2 separate regions of the Homo sapiens genome follow, and region 2 is linked to region 1. A link is an interaction called in ENCODE POLR2A ChIA-PET data of the cell type or tissue named here. Cell type or tissue: PC-3. All regions are shown on one strand.

What was found. ChIA-PET counts read pairs that join two places held together with the same protein. Peaks named below come from ENCODE experiments on the same cell type or tissue, not always from the same donor. Only the 100,000 strongest peaks of a DNase experiment are listed, where the experiment ranks them.
Region 2: POLR2A ChIA-PET joins it to region 1 with 21 read pairs; 3 of 35 experiments call an interaction of 5 or more read pairs at or near these places.

The regions. Positions count from the first base shown.
Region 1 is chr10:62,140,562-62,148,561 of GRCh38, reverse strand. No RefSeq gene overlaps it. Among named protein-coding and RNA genes, the nearest start is that of LINC02621, 110 kb to the left of the region's middle. In PC-3, a CTCF peak has its summit at 930; no DNase peak of the experiment used is centred here.
Region 2 is chr10:62,419,272-62,427,271 of GRCh38, reverse strand. It overlaps a transcript of ZNF365 not described here. Among named protein-coding and RNA genes, the nearest start is that of ZNF365, 49 kb to the right of the region's middle. In PC-3, CTCF peaks have their summits at 2,843, 3,047 and 4,776; DNase peaks (open chromatin) are centred at 1,011, 4,981 and 5,111; H3K27ac peaks cover 1,635 bases.

The DNA.
Region 1 (8,000 bases):
GAATTGACAGCATTTTCCTTTTGGGGGACCATAGCGAAAGACCTGAAATAACCCCTCATGGCCACACCTCACAAAATAATACTGCAAGCGCAAATAGCTAAACATTCACCAGGATTTGTAAACATGGACTTCAAAAAGGTGATAATTAACAAGGTGTAGGGCAAGGGGTAATAGAGGAGAAACAGCAGGCTTTGAACAAAGCCCTGAATCCTCTAGGCCTCAATTTTATCACCTGCAAAATGGGTGGGTTAGACAAGGTGACATGAAAATTACCTTCTGATTTCAAAGTTCCAAAATGTTAATTTGGGGGATTAATTGTGGGGCGAGGGAGGCATGTTCAGTCTTTATAAAGCTGAATGATGACTCAGATAAACCTAGTGTCATTTACTAAACCTTGCTGTATGGGAGGATAGGAATTGCTATTTCTCAGGTATTTACTTGGTGCCAACCATTGCACATGTTTGATCTCATTTCTATGCTTCAGAACAACTCTTGGAGGTCACTATCATTATCTTCATTTTCTATCCAGGGAAATGGAGCCACAGAGAGGTTCAGTGATTTTCTTATAGCCACATAGCTCACAAGTGTAGAGCCAGGATTTGAATCAAGCTTGTCTTCTGCTGAACTTGAGGCCTCGCCCACCACACCATGTAGACTTCCCGTAGCCACCTGTGTTGCTGACCTGAAACCCAAGTAACCTGTATTCTTGAGCTCTCACCAGCACCAGGTGAGGTACAGAGATGGGGACAAGGGGCAGCACACCCCTCTCTCACGAGGATTAATCTACAAACTGTGAATACGGAATAGCCTACAACCAGCAACTGTGTACTGGGGACAAATGCCAGAGGGTATCTTCAAAGGCCCCTGTGTTCCAGAATTCTCCTCATACTGATTGTCTGATCTCTGAAATGTCTTGAGCACCATCTAGTGCTTTTCATTACTTATCCTGACCTTCCCCCACCGTCTCTTACCAAGTGAAGAAAAGTAGAAACCATGCCTTTCGCCACTAACTGGTTTAATCATTTCCATGCATAGGCCTTGACTGGGCAAGACAGGGGACATATGGGTGTCAGTTTTACCTGAATAAAGGCACTAGGAGAAAAAAAAAAGGAGAGGTTGGGAAAGGAGGCATCAGAAAGTCTTTGACTTCAGAGTAAATACTCAAGCAAGTTTCCTGAATATGATGATCAGTCAAGTGAATTATTTGGTGACTGTGGACCTTGGCCATTTTCAAGCCTCTTAGGGATAATCACAAGAAAAATAATAAGTAAAAATATTGGAGCAACCAATAGAAAAGAGTTTTCTTGGGCAGAAATAGAGAATTTCATTTATTTGTATGAGTAGCTACCATTTCAACGGTGTTTGCCATTCCACTTGGAGGAAACAAATCCTTCTGGAGCACACTGAGGGACCCTCTTGGCTATGAAAATGTAAGACTAGATGGCATTCACTGCCGGCCGGGCGTGGTGGCTCATGCCTGTAATCCCAGCACTTTGGGAGGCTGAGGCAGGTGGATCACTTGAGGTTAGGAGTTCAAGACCAGCCTGGCCAACATGGTGAAACCCCATCTCTACTAAAAATACAAAAATTATCTGGGCATGGTGGCACATGCCTGTAATCCCAGCAACTCGGGAGGCTGAGGCAGGAGAATCACTTGAACCCAGGAGGCGGAGGTTGCAGTGAGCTGAGATAGCATCACTGCACTCCAGCCTGGACAACAGAGCGAGACTCCATCTCAAATACATACATACATACATCCATACAATAGAAGGCATTCACTGCCTTGACCTCATTAGATGGTTTCTTGAGTTGAGTTCCCCAAGAGCAGACCCCGAGATGAGGATCATGAGAAGCGATTGATTAGGGAAGTGCTTCCAAGGGAGTTCAGTGAGCAGGTGAAGAAAGCAGAACAAGGAAAGGAAAGAAACTGAACAAGGAGATGAAGTTGCTTCACCGCCATTCCCACAGAGAAACTTTGGAGCGCTAGTTACACCTCACAGTTGTCCAACCGGAGGTAAGGGAGCTAGCTGGGTTTTCTACGTTGGTGAAGGACCACATTTGCTGGGGGATGCTGGAAGTGAAGTCTCAGTCACTGACATATCTGAGCTTGAATATATGACAGTAGAAACCTCCATGCAAATGCAAGCAAAGTGGCTCCAGCTTCATGGGACACCACTGAAGACCCACAGGTGCCTTAACAATGTTACCTCTCTCTATACCCCTGGGCATATAGGACTAGTTTCTGAACAACCAGTGGGTAAATCAAATAGATCTAGTGTGGGAACCCTCCCATTTTTGAAGGCCTGATGAACTGAGGTGGTCCTGAGTGAGTCCTACTTACAAGAAAGGAAGGTCAAGTGAGAAGGAATTCACCATTAACTTAGGGGAATTGGAGTTTGAAGATGCGCCTATTAATTCATCTACCTAGCATGGTGGGTTCACTTTGGGACACTGGCTGAATGTATGAGGATGGATTATAACCTCAGGAGCCCAAGGTTGGAGCATCATAGACAAGCATGACACTAAGCTAACAAGGCCATCCTTCCTCAAAAATCTACTGCAGTCTGAACTGTGTGTGGCATTATGGAAGTAGTGGGCAAGGATGCATCTGGCTGGGAAGGCCATGTCTTTTCCATGGTGACATAGTCTAATGTAGTCATTGCAATAACAGAAACAACTAGGGATAAAAAGGGAAATCTGTTAGTGGACTGGTCAGATTTTGCAATTCCTCCCAGAGGGATGTCTGAAAACTCCACCGACTAGACTAAGTGCTCTGGTTCTAGGACAGTGTAGCCAGGGGGTTCCAAGATAAAGACACTACTTCCTACTCATATAGACATACAGTGACTCTATATTAATTTAAGTATCAGAAACAGACCTGGTAAACTGCTGATGTCTGTCAACATGTAAAGAGCTTGGAAGTCATCACTCCTATCCTCATGACAAGAAAAAAGCTGAACTAACTGAAAATCAATAATTCTTCCTAGATCCATCAGAGAATTGAGGTTACAGGGCAACTGCTGCCCTGAAAACTACAGAGACAAACAGGTGGATTCAGAAAACCACAGCTTACATGGAGCAGAAGCCCTTCGCCACATCTAATATCCATAGGAATGTTTTAAGCTAATATGGATGAATTGCTGAAGGCTCCATGTGGACAAACATGAGAATTTTAAAACTCTAAGGGAACCTGATTTTATGGAGCCTCTCACACATTGAAGAGGTTTATCTCCAGTACTCTCTCCAGGTTCTCATTGTGAGGACTGGAGAAAAATCCCCCTATGCAGAGGGAGGGGAAAAGTAACCTTTTGAACAACACTGAGAGCTCTCTCTTCTCCTTAACAAGGCCCAACTTCAAGGGAAACTAATTTCCAAGTTCCTGACATACTGCAGTTTAACCAGAGCCTAACCAACCTGGAAGAAGGGGAATACCCAATTCAGGATTTCTAAAACACTGAGACCTCACTGTAGGATTATAGAAAACGTCTCCTCTGTCCACACCTCACCACCATATCAGTCCAGCTCCTGAATAATAGCACGATTACAGCTAACAGAACTGCAAGTCTCAGTCCCTATTTAATAGGTCTCTAAGAAAACTCAAAAAACGGGCGAGACAAAAGAATGCTAGAGGCAACTTTTGCCCCTGATGTCACAGATGCAGCAAAAAGTAAACACAACCTAAGTAGCCAAACATGAAACTTCATGCTAAAATCCTATTTAACTCAGTTCCTTTGACCTAATCATTTCAGGCTTTCAACTAAAAATTACAAGGCATGCACAAAGGCAAAATGAACAACGACAACAAAAAACACAGTCTGATGGGACAAAGCAAGCCTCAGAACCAGACTCAGATACAGCAGAGATTTTGAAATTAAAATAACTCTTAATTAATATACTAAGAGCTCTAATAGAAAAAAATGGACAACCTACAAGAACAGATGGGCAATGTAAGCAGAATGATTTTTCTTTTTTGGTAAGAACTAAAATTGGGTGTGTTTATTTCTTTTTTAAAAAACTTTTTAGGTTTAGGGTACATGTGCAGGTTTGTTATATAGGTAAACTTGTGTCACAGGGGTTTGGTGTACAGATTATTTTGTCAGCCAGCTACTAAGCATAGTGCCCAATAGTTATTTTTTCTGATCCTCTCCTTCCCCCCACCCTCCACCTTCTGATGGGCCCCAGTGTCTGTTCTTTCCCTCTTTGTGTTCATATGTTCTCATCATTTAGCTCCCACTTTTAATTGAGAACATGCGTTACTTGGTTTTCAGTTCCTGCATTAGTTTGCTAAGGATAATAGCCTCCAGCTCCATCCATATTCTTGCAAAGAACATGATCTTGTTCTATTTTTTTTGTCACTGCATATTATTCCATGGTATTTGTGTACCACATTTTCTTTACCCAGTCTACCACTGATGGGCATTTAGGTTGATTCCATGTCTTTACTATTGAGAATAGTGCTATGATGAACATACACATGTGTCTTTATGGTAGAACAATTTATATTCCTTTGGATATACACCCAGTAATGGGATTGCTAGGTCAAATGGTAGTTCTGTATTTAGTTCTTTGAGAAATCACCACACTGGTTTCCACAATGGTTGAACTAATTAACACCCCCAACAGCAGTGTATAAGCATTCCTTTTTCTCCATAACCTTATCAGCATCTGTTATTTTTTGACTTTTTAATAGTAGCCATTCTGACTGGTGTGTGATGGTATCTTATTGTGGTTTTGATTTGCATTTTTCTAACGATCAGTGATGTTGAACGTTGGCTACAGGTATGTCTTCTTTTGAAAAGTGTCTGTTCATGTCCTTTGCCCACTTTTTAATGGGGCTGCTTGGTTTTTTTCCTTGTAAATATGTTTAAGTTCCTTATAGATGGATATTAGACTTTTGTCAGATGCACAGTTTGCAAAAATTTTCTCCCATTCTGTAGGTTGCCTGTTTACTCTGTTGGTAGTTTCTTTTGCTGTGCAGAGATTCTTCTATTTAATTAGATCCCACTTGCTAATTTTTGCTATTGTTGCAATTGCTTTTAGCATCTTCATCATGAAACCTTTGTCAGTTCCTGTGTCCAGCATGGTATTTCCTAGGGTATATTCCAGAGTTTTTATAGTTTTGGGTTTTAAATTTAAGTCTTTAATCCACCTTGAGTTGATTTTTTTATATGGCGTAAGAAGGAGTCCAGTTTCAATCTTCTGCATATGGTTACCCAGTTATCCCAGCTCCATTTATTGTATAGGGAATCCTTTCATCATTGCTTGTTTTTGTCACCTTTGTCGATGATCAGGTGTTTGCAGGTGCGTAGCCTTATTCCTGGGCTCTCTATTCTGTTCCATTGGTCTGTGTGTCAGTTTCTGTACCAGTACCACACTGTTTTAGTTACCATAGCCTTGTAGTATAGTTTTTAAGTAGGGTAATGTGATGCTTCCAGCTTTTTTCTTTTTGCTTAGGATGGCCTTGGCTATTTGGGATCTTTTTTGGTTCCATATGAATTTTAAAATAATTTTTTCTAGTTCTGTGAAGAATGTCATTGGTAGTTTGACAGGAATAGTATTGAATCTTTAAATTGCTTTAGGCAGTATGGCCATTTTAATGATATTGATTCTTCCTATCCATGAGCAAGGACTATTTTCCCATTTGTTTGTGTCATCTCTGATTTCTTTGAACAGTGTTTTGTGATTCTCATTGTAGACGTCTTTCTCCTATGTGGTTAGTGTATTTTTAGGTATTTTATTCTTTTTATGGCAATTGTGAATGGGATTGTGTTCCTGATTTGGCTGTTGTTTTGGTGCTTTCTGGTTTATGGGAATGCTACTGATTTTTGTACATTGGTTTTGTATCCTGAAACTTTGCTGAAGTTGTTTATCAGTTCAAGGAGCTTTTGGGCAGAAACTATGGGGTTTTCTAGCTATAAAATCATGTGGCTGGGTGCGGTGGCTCACAACTGTAATCCCAGCACTGGGAGGCCGAGGCAGGTGGATCACAAGATCAGGAGATCAAGACTATCCTGGCTAACACAGTGAAACCCCGTCTCTACTAAAAATACAAAAAAAATTAGCCGGGTGTTGTGGTGGGCGCCTATAGTCTCAGCTACTTGGGAGGCTGAGGGAGGAGAATGGTGTGAATTCAGGAGGCGGAGCTTTCAGTGAGCCAAGATTGTGCCACTGCACTCCAGCCTGGGCGACAGAGCAAGACTCTGTCTCAAAAAACAAATAAATAAATAAATAAAATAAAAAATAGAAAAAAATCATGTTATCAAGCAGAAAGACTAGAGCTCTAACAATCTAACAATCTAAAGTAAATGCTAGAAATCAAAAATTCTGTAACAGAAATGAAGAAGGCCTTTGACGGGCACATCAATAGAGTAGATAAGGCCAAGGAGAGAATCAGTGAGCTTCAAGATAAGTCAATATCCTCAAAAATTAGGCCAGGCACGGTGGTTCACACCTATAATCCCAGCACTTTGGGAGACCATGGCGAGTGGATCAGTTGAGGCCAGGAGTTTGAGACCAGCCTGGCCAACATGGTGAAACCATGTTGTCTCTACTAAAAATACAAAAATTAGCCAGGTGTGGTGGCGTATGCCTGTAATCCCAGCTACTCAGGAGGCTGAGGCACAGGAATCACTTGAACCCAGAAGGCAGAGGTTGCAGTGAGCAGAGATTGTGCCTCTGCACTCCAACCTGGGTGACAGAGTGACACCTTGTCAAAAGAAAGAAAGAAACAAACAAACAAAGAAGGAAGGAAGGAAGGAGAGAGAAAGAGAGAGAGAGAAAGAGAGAGAGAGAGAGAGGAAGGAGAAGAAACCTCGAAGACTAAAATTCAAGGAAAAAAATTTTTAATAGGACAGAATTCAAGAAATAAGAAATGATTAATATCATTAATATGTAATGATTAATATGTAGTAAGAATATAAATAAAGAGAACAAAGAGAGACAGGATCACAAGAAATATTTGAAATAATAATGGCAAGAATTTTTCAAAATTAACAACAGACATCAAACCATAGATCCAAGAAGCTCAGAGAACACCAGGCAGGATTAATACTAGAAGAATTTATACCTAAGCATGGCCGAGCACGGTGGCTCACATCTGTAATCCCAGCACTTTGGGAGGCCGAGGCGTGCAGATCATGAGGTCAGGAGTTCAAGACCAGCCTGACCAAGATGGTGAAACCCTGTCTCTACTAAAAATACAAAAAAATTAGCCAGGCAAGGTGGCAGGCACCTGTAAGCCCAGCTACTCGGGAGGCTGAGGCAGGAGAATGGCATGAACCCAGGAAGTGGTGATTGCAGTGAGCCGAGACCACGTCACTGCACTCCAGCCTGGCGACAGAGCGAGACTCCATCTCAAATAAATAAATAAATAAATAAAAGAAAAATGAAAAAAAGAATTTATACCTAGGCATATCGTATTCAAGCTACCAAAAGTCAAAGATCAAGAGAAAATCCTTAAAGAAGCCAGAGAAGAAAAATAGAGCTTATGTACAGAGAAACAATGGTAAGAATTACATCCAACTTCTCTTTAGAAATCATGCAAGCAAGAGGCAGGGCATGGTGGCTCACACCTGTAATCCTAGCATTTTGGGAGGCCGAGGCAGGCAGATCACGAGGTCAGGAGATAGAGACCATCCTGGTTAACAAGGTGAAACTCCGTCTCTACTAAAAATACAAAAAATGAGCTGGGTGTGGTGGCGGGTGCCTGTAGTCCCAGCTACTCAGGAGGCTGAGGCAGGAGAATGGTGTGAACCCGGGAGGTGGAGCTTGCAGTGAGCAGGGATTGCGCCACTACACTCCAGCCTGGGCAACAGAGTGAGACTGCATCTCAAAAAAAAAAAAAAAAATCATACAAGCAAGAAAAGAGTGTGCTAAAGAAAATTAATGTGTTGAAATAGAACCAAAAACCTAGAATTTCATATCCCAATAAAATTATGTGGTTGGGCATGGTGCCTCATGCCTGTAATCCCAATGCTTGGGGAGGTTGAGGCAGGAGGATC
Region 2 (8,000 bases), 280 kb before region 1:
ATAATCTCATGGGACCGCCATCATAGATGAGGTCCATTGTTGACCAAAATATCATCATGTGTCATGTGACTGTAGAAGGAGTACACTCTAAAATAATGATAAATAGTATAGAAAAAGCATAAGCCAGTAATATAGTCATTTATTAACCATCACCACAAACATGTGAGTAACGTGTTGCGCTAGGATGTTAGGACAGCTACAACTTCACTAAGCGATAGGAATTTTTATGCTCCATTATAACCTTATGGGACCATTGTCATATATGTGGTCCATTATTGACAGAAAGGTCATGACTGTTATTACGATGTCTTGACATTTTACAAACCTTGCTGGCTGGAGAGAAGACTCTGCCCCTCCCAGAGCTAGCCAATTCTTAGAGTTGGCAAAGTGCTCTCAGTGGGTTGCTCACCTTTGATGTGTAAACTAATCATCTAGAGCCACACTTCTATCTGGCCAGTACACCCCAGGAGGTGACATTCCTCTAACTTAATCATCCCAGGGCTGGATATCAGGCACCTAAGGACCATCCCTATAGCTTAGAGCCCCATGAAATGATTCAAACTCGCCAATCCTAAACTGTTTGCCCTGCCCAGCCTTGCCTTTCCCGCAGAAACCCCAGTAAAAGCTCTAGCCTGCCTTCCTCTTGCTCCTGTCTTCTACCTCTTGACCAGAACCTGGTGTTCCTCAAATGACTTTGAGTGATGTAGCATGCCTCCTATTTTTAGGGCCTGTGAGCATAATAAACTTTGTTTCCAGAGCCTCTCCTGTAGCTGCACCATCACATTAAAGAACACAGAACAACTACAAAGGAACAAAGCTCTGGGTATATTTAGGATTCTGGAACTGGGCTGTGCATATCTAGCAGGGTAGCCTGCAGGGAGGTTTGACTGGATCATGGAAAACCTAGACAACTATGGTGAGGAACAGACCACAGAGGCTTCTGGACAGGGGAGTGGCAGGTGCAGAGCTATGATTCAGATTAGTTTCAGCTATGTTTCAGATTAGCATGGCACTGATCAAAGCTGTAGGTAGGGGAACCAAAGAAGTTATTTCAGTCATCCAGATGAGTCAACCAAAAGGAAGAAAGAGGAGTCAAGGATTAGAAAGACAGTGACATCATCAATCTAGTAGGCGAATCACACAATCAGGTGTGGGGGCAAAGATGAAGAGTTTGGTTCTGGAGTTCTAAAAATAAAACCGCTAGTATAGGCTTTAACATATAGGGAGGGATTAAAACATTTTGACTGATTATTGACAAGTTTGTCAATCATTACTGAGTCAAAATGGTTGTTTGGACTTGCATTTCTTTAATTATGACCAACTTGAGCATCTTATTATTTATTCATTTTTTCATTCAGCAAATATTTGTCAAATTCCTACTATATGCCAGGTATGGGTCTAAGTGTGAAGGCTATAGCAGTCAGCACCATATTCCCTGCCTTCATAGACCTTGTCTTCTAATGGTGATAAATGAACAATAACCAGATAAATAAGAAAATATATGGTACATCCGATGGTGATACATTCTATGAAGAGAAGTAAAGCAAGGAAAGGAAATGGGGAATGCCGAGTGTGCAGTGTGAAGCAGGGAAGGCCTCCTGAGAAAGTGACACTGACCCAAAGGCTTCACAGGTCAGCCTGAGAGCCAAAAGAAAATCTGGGGAAGGGACAGTTTAGGCAGAGGGAATGGTAATCACACAGGTCCTTGACTGGACCATATCTGGCCCCCTCTTTTCAAGTAATTATTGAGAATCTGTAGTTGTTACTCTGTGAACTGTTGGTTCATATGCATATTTGCTCTTAGCTTGCCTGTCATTTCTTACTGATTAGGAATCCTTCACATGTTAAAGAAATCATCCCTTGCCTAGCATATATATTACAAATGTTTTCCTCAGCTTACCATTGTGTTATTTTGTTTATATTGAGATTATGTATTTTTATATATGTCATATATTTAATCATAATTGCTATACAGAAGTATTACATTTTAGGTAATAAAATTTATCAACCTTTTCTTAATGGCTTCTAGACTCTGTGTCTTATCTAGGAAGGTTATCTCCACTCCATGAATGAAGAAAACTTTATTTTTTTCTTCTTATAATTTTATGAACTTAAACGTAACATTTAAAATGTTAATACATCTGGAGTTTATTTTGGTGTAATCAACAAAGTCAGTTTACTGTTTGAAAAACAAGGGACTCTTGAAATGAAAAACTTCTAAGACCCAAAAGGATGTGTTTCTAAAGGTGACAGAGCAGGGAGGTTGTGTGGAAATTGGCTGCAGAAGACCCTGCTGAAGCCTGCATTCTCGGATGCCAACAGCCATTCTCTAGCCTCATTTCCCAAAGTGCTTCTGTGGCACTCTGGTTCCACAAGATAATTACAGGTATCCAGCAAAAACGTTTTCCATCTTGAAATAAGTTTCAGAAACCTGGGATAACTGTGTAGTAACTCTAGGACAATTGAGATTCTTTAATACATCAATGTCATTGTAAGTCCCCAACTGGGGCACTGTAGGCCATGGAACATTTGTCTCATAAAGCATCTTGGCTACCAGTATTCTATATTTGGAGCGGTCGTTCCCAGACTTTGGTTATATCAGAAATATCTAGAGAGATTTTTATAACACATACTGCTGAATCCCATTCCTGATCAATGGAATCCAAATCAGTGAAGACAGCATGCAAGAATTTTTAAAACTCTCATTGACAGGTGTTTTGTGATCAGTGGTCCAAAATAGCCTCTGCTTAAAATGTTTCCACTAGAGAACTAGGCCAACAGAAAATTATCAAATGACTATTTTCTCAATTATCCCAAGGATGAGACATAGCTAGTATCACTTTAGATGCATAGGAGGGAAGTTAATTCATTGCTTATAATAGATTCCTGAGAGCATCGTGCTTCAATTCTCTCCTAAAACCCTGGTTGAGAAGAGCTGGACATGGTACTGGTGCCTGCAAAAAGGTGTACTTTCTTGGACCTTACCACCTCTTCATCTCCTATCACTTACAAAAAGAACATTAAGTGTTAAATTTGATAGCAAGGGGGCAGTAATGGGATCAAAATCAAACTAAGCTTCATTGGATAAGCATACTCACTCACAGGCTTCTCAAATTAATAGAGTTCTCAGAAATTTGGTCTGATCAATCATGTTTTGTTCTTTCCCCAGATAATATTTGCTATAGTCTGTTATAAAAGTTCATTAATAACACAGTTATCTCTAATAAGGTCTAATTTTTTTCTTTATCCTAACCTCGAGCCCTTATCTTGTTTACAATTCTTTCCTTCCATCAGTGTCTCAAAAGAAAGTATAATATACTTCAGACTCCATAAACTTCATTGCATTGTGCAAAACTATGTACATTCAGTTTTGAAAATAAGAATGATTTTAATAATCTGAATAACCTAATATGTAATCATAGTGCCAAATATCATGCTTATTATTATAATTATTTCCTCTCTAAATCAATTCATTTGTAAGCTCAAAGCATGCATTTTATTAGTCCTAATTGGATTCAGAGAGCTGTGATCTCCTTGTAACCCTAATCCCTATTATAAAATGGAAAAATCATCATTAAATTTGATTTACATGCTCCTTTTGGGTAGTGTCACCTACGCTACCCTCATAGCAAGGATTTTCTATTAAAATATCTTTTTGAACTAAGAATTCTAGTCATTTAGAATAGCCAAGATGAGCACATGTCACATCCTAGAGTTAGTGTAAAAATTTAACACTTTTCTTCCTGGCTATCAAAACTAATATTCTGAAAAAACTGGAATGATTGAATGTACCCAAATCATTCCTGGTTATCAGAACTAATATTCTGTCCAAGTCTGAATTGCTGAAATTCCCAAGGTAGATTCTGAAAAGCACTAATCCTGTGAAATACTCTATGAAGTAGGAGTCTTGGAGTCAAATAAGCTTGAGAAATGCTGAAATTCAAAATGTATCTTAGTATACCAACTCCTTTAGAACTCCTAAAGCTTGAGAAATGCTGAAATTCAAAATGTATCTTACTATACTAACTCCTTTAGAACTCCTGGAGTTTTTTTTTTAAGTTTCTATTAAAAATGTTGTATAGACCAGGAATTCTTTTCAAGTATCTTACTTAGTGACATGCTACAGAACACAGTTTGGAAATTGATAAGAAAGACTAACATTTATGGAGTATCTATTATATAAGTTAGTTGCCACTATAAATTCATTTAACATTATAGTAAGTCTCCCCCTAGCTGGTGCCAACACATTGTGTGAAACCATCCATGAAAGAGGCCCAAATATTTCCTTCCTCAGACAACTCATCAGGGATATTTCTTAGGAGACTAGAGGTGTGAGTTGAGAACAAGTTGGCAAGACAGCAAAAGTAGGTGCCAAGGGAGTCTGTGCCAGGTACTCACACAACTTAGTTTCGTCTTCAAGATCAACTTCATTTCCATCTCATATGCAGTTTTCTTTTCTTGTGATCATGGAGTACTCTACGAACACCCAATTGTAAGGTTTGGTGGATGAGATAACACCTAACTCATGATGGGCTACTTAGGTGGTATGGCATTCAGTCTCTACTAGGGCCCAGTAGAGAATTAAGAACTATTTCCAAACTGAATAAATGATCATTTTCAGAATAGAGCATGGCCGCGCTCTAAAGCCCTAGGTATCTGCACTGTTTCTCCTACTGGGTTTTCTCACAGCTCCATTTGTACAGCACCTCTAGCTGCCATAGACATGTTGTGCATCATTGGGTCTGCTTGGTCATTAGGTCTAAATAGTGGAGTGGTTTTCACAGCAGTCCAGACCAGCTGCAGTGCCTCCTTTAGTCTAGGTCCATTCAAAACTGGCAAATTTACTGGTTGTCATCTGGTAAATGAGTCAGAGCAGTACACTCAAAAGTGGGGAATGTTGCCTTTAACAACCAAAGAAGTTCACAAAATATTGTGCCTCCTTAATGATGAGGGTGTAAGGCATAGCGACTTATATTCTCTTTCTTATGAGATATCACATTTCCCAGTCTACCCAACCCTAGAAGTTTCATCAAGATGAACAAGATGACATGCCTTGAATTTTCATGGGGTGTTTCTCCCACCTCTGGCATGCATGCAGTTATCAAGGCATCTAAAATACTGGTTCCTTCCTACTCACACAGCCCACTCAGCATGACTCATCCATATAATGGACCAACATGCTGCCCTGTAGAATGGTAATACTTGGTTTCTCTGGACTAGATTATTGCTGAAAACCAGAATACTAACATAACTCTGAACTAAGACAATGAAGATATATGGCAGTACCTTGCAGATAAGAGGAAGCTGCTTCTGATATTTTTTTGCTATTCAGAATACAGTGGTAAAACATTATCCAAATCAATAGCTGAGTATCAGCTATAGATCCAGCAAGGAGTTCACATCTGTAACAACTATAGTTGTAATAATCTGCTGTCATTATTCCAGATTCATCTGTATTCTGCATAGAGCAAACAGATAAGTTAATGCTGACCTGAAAGAAATCAATAGCTCTGCAGCTTTCAAGATTTTGATGGTGGCACTGATCTTTTCAATTACCTCAGGGATGTAGTATCAATTATTGTTTACTATTTGGAGAAAGAAATCCCAAGGACTTCTTGCATATCTCTATCATTAAAGCCTTTACTTCAACAGTGAGTATGCCAATGTCGGGAGGCTGTCAGTACATAATTAAATCTATTTCAACCATGCTTTCAGGGATTAGCACACTGTGGTTTTGCAGAGTTCCTGGCTTTACGTGATACGGACTTGGGTTAACATTTCATTTTATCACCCAAATTCTAAAGCCCACCCGCTTAACTGAGTATAGAGGATTCATGGTCCTGAGGAATTTGCATCAGCTCAAGGCTGATGAGAAGTAATCCCTAAAAAGATTGGGTATTTTACTTTATCAACTGTGGATTCACCCTTGTAAATGGCCCCAGATTCTTTTGGTAAAGGCCAGGTAACAGATTTGCAGTACATAATTGTGCCAGTGTTGTACGATCTTTCATCAAGTTGACTAGACTCTCCTACATTCACAAGACCTGTTCAATTTGTGAACTAGCTCAGTTCAGAAAATTGGTGATGACAATAAGATTGTTGATGACTTAGACATTAACAATCAAATCAAAATAGACAAATACATATTTTTCCAGTATAAGCAATGAGCTACCACTATCGGTTGCCAATGTCTCTAAACCCAAGTAGGCCACATTTCTATCTTTTGAAGTCTGTTTTCCAGACTTCTTCTGGTACAAAATGGTTTATCAGTCAGTGTTCAGTTAAAAAAAAAAAAAAACCATCTCTACAAAAATATAAAAAACTAGCCGGGTGTGGTGACAGGTGCCTCTGGTCTCAGCTACTCAGGAGGCTGAGGTGGGAGGATCACTTGAGCCAGGGAGGTGGAGGTTGCAGTGAGCTGGCATGGCGCCACTGCACTCCAGCCCAGGTGACAGAGTGACAGAGCCTGACTCAATAAAAAAAAAAAGCCTGAAAACAAGAAAAACAGAAACCATTCTAGAAGACATTAGGTGCATACAAAACCAGTGGAATGTCCAGACGACAGAAAATCAAGGCAGGTCATCCCTTTATTTTCAAGTTCACTGCCAACTTGCAATCAATCAAAGTATTATTTCTGTAGTCCAGGCCAAGAACTTAGAGGCTGCCAGAGACAGTAAAGCTTGCTAAGTATTCTATTTACTTTCCTTTATTTCTTAGCTTCTTTGCAGTTATATGGGCCAATTACAATGTGAAAAAATATGTGAATCATTTCTGAGTTAAGACAGAGAAAATCCTACATGCAATTCTCTTGTCTTTTTCTGTGACATAGTTACCTACAAGAATACAAACTTAAATTTAAGCTTAAGTCTCAGTGTTACAAAGATGGTGGAAGCTCCATCAAACTGAACAATAACAAAAAAATTGAATCACTGGTTCAAAGAAAACAAAGTCCCAAATGTTTTTACAAGCATGTTCTAACAAATATTTATTACGAGTTAATTTCAAATTTGCACAAACTGCTTCAGAAATAGTAAATTCTAGTCTAACTTTGATATCCAAATAAGACAATGTCAATACAAAAAAGGAAAATTGTAGGCCAATTAATTTCAACCTAAATGCAATAATGTATATAAAAGTAATATGTAATGACTAAGTATGATTTATTCCAAGAACTCAGGTTTATTTAATGTTATAAAATAAATTAACATAACCTAATACATTAAGATTTTAAAGGAGAAATATAAAACAAAATCTCATTCAATAAAGGAGAAAACATCTCTCTAAATTTATATATTTTTTTGTGATATATCTTAGCAAACCAGGAATTGATAGGAATTATAATAACCTAAAAAGTGTACATACCAAAAACTTACAATAATGATCATACTCAATGATAAAACATTAATTAATATATGAGGATATTTCCATGACCTTGGGTAGGGAATAAAACAAAAAAGCACTAAGCATAAAGGAAAAAACTATTGATGAACTTGACTACCTTAACATTCTGACCTTTTGTTCATGCAAAAACAACAATAAATAACACAAGAAAAACCCTACTCCCCGCTTTGAGCCATGTATTCATCTTTCAAAACTGTTTGCTGTTGCTGCAAATAGCTATAAATTAACTGAACAATGTCACATCAGACACTAAAATCCACGCTCAATAGCTAAACAATGTGCACCCAATCATTAATCAGTGTTACCTCTGTTAACCAATGAGAATTCCTGACAAACGACTTTGTATAAGCCCACCCCGTCCTTTTTTTTTTTTTTTCCTTTAAAAACCTGCTTGTAACAAAAGCCAAATGGAGCTTATATTCAAGGTTACTTGGATCTAAGTCTTCTAGATAGCTGTCCTCCCTTTGGCTCAAATAAACCCTTTAAATTATATGTTTTGCCTCAGCCTCCGTCTTCCTTTTAGATTGATAAATATCATTATGTGCAGTTTTTACATATGCAAATGGAAGCTCAGAGAAGTTAAGTAACTTGTCTAAGTT